2 separate regions of the Homo sapiens genome follow, and region 1 is linked to region 2. Evidence: chromatin contacts called from ENCODE Hi-C data. All regions are on one chromosome and are shown on one strand. The core of a region is the stretch at or near the end of the contact, and the rest is flanking DNA. Distances in the headings are between cores, read along the strand shown. Region 1 holds the start of UGP2 (UDP-glucose pyrophosphorylase 2). Region 2 holds the start of VRK2 (VRK serine/threonine kinase 2).

What was found. A loop is a pair of places that touch in the nucleus more often than their neighbours do. Pooled maps may share reads with other maps.
Region 1: a loop to region 2 is called in a map of CD4-positive, alpha-beta T cell, with 13 times the contacts of the local background. The contact joins the promoter of UGP2 here to the promoter of VRK2 in region 2. A Hi-C loop is called at or near these places in 3 of 168 maps with a recorded cell type or tissue (CD4-positive, alpha-beta T cell and naive thymus-derived CD4-positive, alpha-beta T cell) and 9 of 50 pooled maps.

Annotation. Positions count from the first base shown.
Region 1 is chr2:63,840,615-63,844,456 of GRCh38, forward strand. It overlaps UGP2 (UDP-glucose pyrophosphorylase 2), which reads left to right and starts at 1,282. Exons shown (of 10, transcript NM_006759.4): 1 at 1,282-1,590. The coding sequence starts at 1,572. It also overlaps a transcript of WDPCP not described here. RefSeq lists enhancers at 289-468, 1,339-1,388 and a silencer at 929-1,238.
Region 2 is chr2:58,044,488-58,048,108 of GRCh38, forward strand. VRK2 (VRK serine/threonine kinase 2) reads left to right here and starts at 2,319. Exons shown (of 13, transcript NM_006296.7): 1 at 2,319-2,381. LOC107984043 (formin-2-like) reads right to left here and starts at 2,746. Exons shown (of 3, transcript NR_171623.1): 1 at 2,037-2,746. RefSeq lists enhancers at 1,587-2,142, 2,032-2,151, 2,143-2,698 and a silencer at 2,302-2,571.

The DNA.
Region 1 (3,842 bases), core at 32-2,531, 5.8 Mb after region 2:
CTGGGCTCCCTCGGGGCAGCTGCGGTGGGGAGCTCCGGCTCTATCCGCAGGGCTTTCTTTAGTCCCTAGTCAGCGGGAATATTTTTACTGATTGGAAAAATAACCAGTCGTGCTCAGGTGCTCTCCCTCACTGAGATATACTGGCGAGGCTTCCCTGGCCGCAACGCCGCCGTAAGTGCTGCTCCCACGCGCGGTATCCCCGCGTACTGCTCAGTGCCCAACTCCGACGGGCTCTCAAGTGCCGCAACGCCCCGCCCCTTGCCACCTCCACACGTCTCATTGGCCAGAGCCTGCGTCCGCCTCGGCTCCTGACTGGCGGCTGCGCCTGTCGGTCCGTGCGGCAGGGACATTTCCGCATTGAAGGGGCTGCTCCGAATGGAGGGGGAGGGGAGGTGTTTAGGAGAAAGTAGGGGCTGTGGGTGTCGGGAGCCGGCTGACGGGTGGACAAGGGGGGGTTAGCAGCTGGGCTGCGACCGTTAGGGAGGGGCTCAAGGTGTGCATGTGTGAGGGAAGAGAGAGAGAGAGAAGGGCGCCTCAGAGGTGACTTTCAGCCTGCGAGCCTTCTTCCCGGGGCGCCATAAACGCCCCCAATTTCCCAGCTGCTAAAGGAAGAGGAAGGTGGGTCTCGCTGGCGGCTTGAGGAGGGGCGGGGTTGGGCTTCCGGCGACCCCCTGGATGAGTGTGTTTCCCGCTCTCGCTGGCCCGCTGTGTGGTCTCGGAGGCGGAATTTGGGCTTCTGAGGAGCGCAGGGCAGGCGGGGCGAGAATATGTACGGGAAGGGTCGGTGCCCTCCCTTGGGACTCCCGCGCCGGTGCACGGGTCTGCCTCTAGCCGGTGACCCCTTAGTGTCCGCTGCGGGGGAGGGGCAGCGTAGCCTTCGGCCCCTACCGAGAAAAAGCTGCGGCCGGGTTTCACTGCTCGAGGCGGGAAGGCGGGGAGCTGAGGCCCCGACCGGTCGGCCAGCCAGAGCGTGGAATTGGTAGCGCCTCCTAGTCCCAGGATGTTTATGGCTGGTGAAAATGGTTGCACTGCCCCCGCTGGCCGGCCTCGCCCGCCTCCCCGACCCCTGCTTGGGCGGGAGCCGCTGTTAACCGGGGTTTTCGGGGGAGGCGTTTGGGGCCTGGACGGCGGCGCGGGGAGGGGGCAGCTAGGGGCGCGGCCTGCCAGTGCCTCCTGCAGTACAGCCCTGGAGGGCGTGGGGACTTGGGGGCGGTGAAATAGCCGCTGTAGGTCCGCCTCTTTCATTGAAGAAATTTAAGTTCGTGTGGTTTTACCTTTTCCGGGAGTCTCCAGCTGGCCCTCATTTGTGTCCGGAGCTCAGGAGTTCCCAAACCGACTCAGTCGCACCAAGTTTCCGTCTTTTGGAATTGGGGAAGGAGTTTCTTTCTTTCTTTTCTTTTTTCTTGAGCCAGTTTTAATCGCTTTGAATAAATACTCCCTTAAGTAGTTAAATATAGGAGGAGAAAGAATACATCGGTTGTTAAAGCAGGAGAGGAAGAGAGACCTGCCCTGTAGCGTGACTCCTCTAGAAAAAAAAAAAAAAAGCCGGAGTATTTTACTAAGCCCCTAAAATGTCGAGATTTGTACAAGGTAAGAAATGCTGCTGCTTATATCCCGAGTTGCTTCAGGCAAATTTGGGTACTGACAGTGGAGAGGTTGGTGGGTGGTTTGGAAGTGGAAATGTTCATTTGAGATAACATTTGCGAAACCCTTTTCGTTGAATTGTCATCTGAGCTGCCTTGAGCTGCTGGGTTGACGTTCCAGACGCGTATAATTTATGCTCCTGTACCCTGCTGGGTTTAGTTTTGCCTCCCTGAAATCAGGTTAGTAGTACCGTCGCTTTCCTGGATAGTGGCTGTAAGTGATAAAACAGGATTTTTGGCTGCTAATTAATCCTTGTTCTCTTTTCCTGGTCTGTGTCAAGGTACCTGTGCGTGCACGCAGACGGGAAGGGCTGGGGAAGCGGGAGGACTGAGAAAAGCCGGGTGGGTTTTGCCGGGACTGTTGGGGAAGCTTTAGTGTTCTCCGCTTCTACTTCGTTTGTGTGTACGTGGTTTGCGTCTCAGATTCACTTATTGCGAAACTGGGAGTAGCCCGAAGAAGCTGGAGGTCATTTCAGCTGGAGAAATGACTTTGCTGCATTGCTGTGTTTATTTTTTCCTTTTTTGAACTATGAAAAGATGATTAAGGTTCCTTTGAAGTTTGAAAACTGCTCTCTAAATTCCACATGTGTATTTAAAAAGGGTTAGGGAATGCCTCAACTGAGATTATCAGTAACGTGTATATGAATGCATGTGTGTACGGTGTACTCACTGAAATTGGTGCTGGCATAAACCTTTGACACCAGTTTGTAGCATGAGATTTGCCTTCTGGTATGCAAGTAAACTCTTTCCTTGTAGACTCCAGTGTGTGAAAGCTTCAGCCATCTTGATGAACACACAGCTAGTAAAGTTCACAAACACTTATTATGCTTCCTGATAAATGTAGGTGTACTTTTGGAAAAAAAAAGTTGTGTCAGTAATGGCCATCATTTGACCCTGGGAATAAAAATGCCCTACTGAGTTCTACATCGCTTTATTAACTCTTCTTTAAATTTTGTGTAGTAGATTAAAGTAAGAGAATTCGACTGCCTGTGTTATTATCGAAACAGATCGAACGCTATGCTTGCCTTTAGCGCTAAGCTCAGAAATGTCACTTGTTATTAGACTTTCAAATTCATGTTATACCTTATATGTGGTAAGAGATGCTTATGTTCTGATTGAGTAAATGTCTTATTCAAGAATAGAAAGGCAGAACTGTTAGAAACGTACTGGTTTTGTAATAACAATATTCAGTTACCATAAAGGCGGTATTTTGCAAGAATATGCTAGGTAAAAGTGGACAAGTTACTTCTCTTTAAAAGTTAGAAATATTAATAAACCCAAGGTGTTCCATGTAGAGTTATGCTTTAGAATAGGTTGCAGAATTGGCAAGCATTGACTGATTTCACAGCCTTTGCTGTAATGCCAACTTGTCCTCAGAAGATTCAAAATCAAGTGGTAAGAGTTGCTGTGTATGTTTGTCATTACTTTGTCATCCACTTTTTTTAAAAAAACTTTTTATATTTTGGAATACTTCAGGATTTATAGAAAAGTTGCACATTTGTCAAAACTAAGAAATTAACATAGGTACATTACTGTTAACTAAAGGCTTTGTTCAGATTACAGTTCCCATGATTCACTCTAAGATACCAGATTGCACTTAGTTGCCAGCCACTTTTTTTCTTTTTTCTTTTTCTTTCTTCTTTTTTTGTCAAGGTCTTACTGTGTTGTCCACGCTGGAGTACAGTGGGTATTCACAGGAACAATCATAGTGCACTACAGCCTCAAGCCCCTGGGCTCAAGCTGTCCTCCTGCGTTAGCCTCCTGAGTAGATGGGACTTAGGCATATGCCATAGCCTATAGTTGTCATACATTTTTACTTTAAATGGTAGTTTTCCTTTTAAGATGGGCAGTTTTGCACAAGAATATGACACCTCCTCAAAATTTTTTGACATGAATGTGCTCCTGTTTATCATTGTTTAAATTTTGTACAGTGTGAGCCCTCTATATGTTTAACTCTGCTGCTGTTGTAAATGATAAACCTAATTGGCAAATGACACAGCTGTCTCCACAAAAGAGCTTTCAAGTGTAAGGGTTGGAAATTTTGGTTTTGATTATTTTTTTAAGCAAATCAAATTCTTTGATCTTTGCTGCAGAAAATATTGATATTTCCAATCACTGGCACTTAGTAGTTCATGCTCCTTCATAGGGGAAAGAGTTAACAAATGTTAGGTTTCTAACTTTTTTTTTTCATGGGTTTTC
Region 2 (3,621 bases), core at 1,069-3,568:
ATGAAACATACAATTTACTGAAAAAGATTGTCTTTTGTCAAAATAAATAATAAACTGTATAATATATTGCTGTATAGCAGTAGGTACTGGGAAAAATACAGGGAAAGAGGCTACGAAATATTGTGGGTGAGCTGAAATTTCAGATAGGATGTTTAGGAAAGGTCTCACTGAACTGACTTTTAAATAAAGACCTGAAGGAAGTGATGGAGCAGTCTATACGGATACCAGGTTGGAGAGTGGTCCAGGTGGCAGTAAATGCGAAAAGTTCTTGAGAACAGCAGGCCACTGTGGTTGAAGAGAGTAATAGGACATTGGGGAGTGGGAGTGCATAATAGGTAGATCAGTGTTCTTTTCAACGACTGGCAATTTTGGCAAAATTTCGTCATGTTGGGGGATATTTTGGTTGTTAACTTGTGTGGGAGGGAGTGCTGAGGAGACCAGGGATACTGCTAAATATCCTACAATGCACAGGACAGCCTATCTCTCAATCCTCCTCCTTCTCCCAAACCCCCAACAAAGAATTATCCAGGCTGACTGTCAATAGTGCCCAGGTTGAGAAATGCTGTTTAAAGTCATAGCGAAGACTGGCTAATTGTGAGTAAATTGGAATAACACTGAATTGTTTTAAGCTCAGTAATTATTTAAGCGTTAAGGATCATGTGGCTGCTTGCTGTGAACAGACTAAAGGGATAAGAGGGTATAAAACATTTAGGAGGGTAATACAATTACCTAGAGAAAAAATATGGTTTGGGCCAGAATGCAGGTAAGGGTGCTAAGTGATAGATGCTGGATGTATTTTGAAGGTTGAGCCAACAGGATTTACTAACACTGGATACATGCCTGTAGGGAGAGGAACCACCTACAAGTAATCTGCTGTGGTTGCTACTGGAGTTGTTTCTTCTCAAAAGGGAGCCGGGGAAGTGGTGGAAAGCTAAACAAATTTGGAAAGGAGGAAAGAGTACCCAATATGGATATTAGGATTATTATGCATCTGTTACATAAATATCTGTAATTATGCATCTGTTATATAAATATCTTAAGAAAATAAGAAAGGACACTGTTGGACCAGTGAATGACTAAGGGCACAATTATTCTATGGACTGTTTCTTTAAAAATACTTTTTTGTTTGTTTTTAGAAACGTCTTCTCATGCCATCTTTCATTTTGGTGACAGTCTGAAAGATGTAGGGAGCCCCAATTCCTTATTCTATCAAAGTCATTAAAGGGCTCTAATTTTCCTTTCAGTATTTGTATCCCAACCAATTATTGGTGGTTACTATGTAGAATGCTGACGTATTAATAATCTTTGTCTAAGCATTTGTTTGGTTTAGTCTAAAATATAAGCTTACTATGAGTCTTTTTTTTCTTTCCTTCGAGACTGAGTTTCCCTCTTGCTGCCCAGGCTGGGGTGCAGTGGCGCGCTCTCTGCTCACTGCAATCTCTGCTTCCTGGGTTCAAGCGCTTCTCCTACCTCAGCCTGCCGAGTAGCTGGGATTACAGGCGTCCGCCACCACGCCTGGCTAATTTTTTGTATTTTTAGTAGAGATAGGGTTTCACCATGTTGGCCAGGCTGGTCTCAAACTCCTGACCTCAGATGATCCACCCGCCTCGGCCTCCCAACGTGCTGGGAGTACAGGCGTGAGCCACCGCACCTGGCCACTATGAGTCTTTATGTATTAGAAAACTGCTTAATAAAGTCCTCACCTTATTGTCATAATCTTATAACCAATAACCTTATAATCTAACAACAAGGGTTATTTCCATTTCACAGACAAAAAAACCTGAAGTTTGTTAATTACGGTGTTAAATTATCCTACGATTAATGGCAGAAATAGGTCCTGAACCAATATGCCTTTGAGAACTTAAACGCGGTGAGTTACATACAGGCCCTCCTAACTGGAGTCTTCGCTAGTACCAATAGTTAGTTGCTCGGCGAGAGCTCGGTAAGGACTAGCCATTTGGAAGCTCGTAGTACTCAGGTTGTGGTACAGGAGATCTAACACTCCTACACAAATGCATGTCGTGCTTATTTCGTACCAAACTGGTCTGGCGGCGGTTCTTCGTCCAGACGCTGGCGGGCCAGGGTGGAGGTAGTAACACAGCTCCCATTCCCCATGTAGCCGCGCCCTCTCCTTCCCCTGGGCGTCTCCGGGGCGTGGACAGGCCGCTGAAAGGAACCGGCTGCGGCCTGTGTGAGGCTCCGCGGGCCGCTGCACTGCGAGGCCGACGCAGCTGGAGAGAAGTTAGGCAGGTCCTAGGGAGGGCAGGCTCGAGTGCTGGGCCCGCCTCCCCGCGGGACTGTAGGCCCGGGGGCTCCGCCTCGTCGCAGCGGCAGGTAGGAGGCGGTGCGCGCGGCCCGGCGACGGGGGATCCTGAGGCCCGGTCAGTCTCTTGCTCTGGGGTCTTGGGTGGCGGGCGGCACCTCCGCTTGCAGTGCCGGAGCCGCGGCCCCGCTCGGAAAAGGGCTGCCGTCGGAGTTAGATGCCGGGGACTCCGGGCCGTCCCAGCCCCCGGGCCTCAGCTCCGGCCCGGGCAGAGTCGCTGCTTCCGCGTTTGGTTCTTTTTTCCCCGCTGGGAGTGAGAACAAGGCGTCCCCTTCTACTCACGTTTGCCAAAAGCGGGTCCGACGTGTTAGCGGAAAAGTGGGTGGAGTTTCTCTTTTTGCCGGTGCAGAGAGAACTTGTGGCGGGAAGTTGGGGCGCGGGGTTGGCCGTAGGTCCCCGGCGTGCTAAGGGCGGACGGACCAGGCGGCTGGGCCGCGCTGCTTCTCGTTACCTTCCGCAGGGTCAGGGGCCGCGGCGGGGTTGGAGGTCAGCCCAGGCACATGTTAACCCCTGGGTACCAGTTTGCTCGGAAACTCGTGTTGAGGACTCATCTTAGCCCTGGGAAGGTACCCAGAAGCCGAAGGGACACCCCTGACAGGGACGGGCCCTGAGAGGCTGTCGTTTCCCTTGGCAGATGAACTCGGGACTCGCCCCCAGGATGTACATTTCGTAGAGTCTCCCTTACCGCCTCAAGCCCTGAGGCCGCTGCCTTGCCCCAAAGTGTATTTATCTTTTTTATAATTATTTAGAATTTATTCCTTAATCAGTAGTTTACACTTTGGAGACTTTAAGTTTTAAATCAGTAAATCTGTAATAGGCACCAGCCTATATAATGTACTGGTCAAGGGAAACCTCCACAAAAACTTTTCCTGCTTTATGATACAATCAATGCTCTAGGCATAGTTCACCATCCAAATTCCCAGCCCTTGTGTGCCTATCAGGAGGAAGGTGAATATTGTTAAAGATACACGCAGCGACTCTACCTGGGACAATACTGCTAAGTAAAAAAGCAGTTAAGTGAAGGAGGAAAAACCCGTTAAAGGAAAAACAGATACTTTCTTTTATGGAAGCTAGGAAGATTATATTAAGAAAACTTTACATTTACGTATATACGTTTTTAATTAACTTTCATGTCAGAAACTCTTAATAGTTTTAAATACTTAGAGGATCATGGTTACCTTCACATTTAAATTATTTTCAGGCATGTATGCTGGCATATGTATTTTCCCCTAAGAAATTTTCTCTTTTAACTCAGAATTTCCCATTGAGAAATTTGCTAACCTATGTACAATTATAAT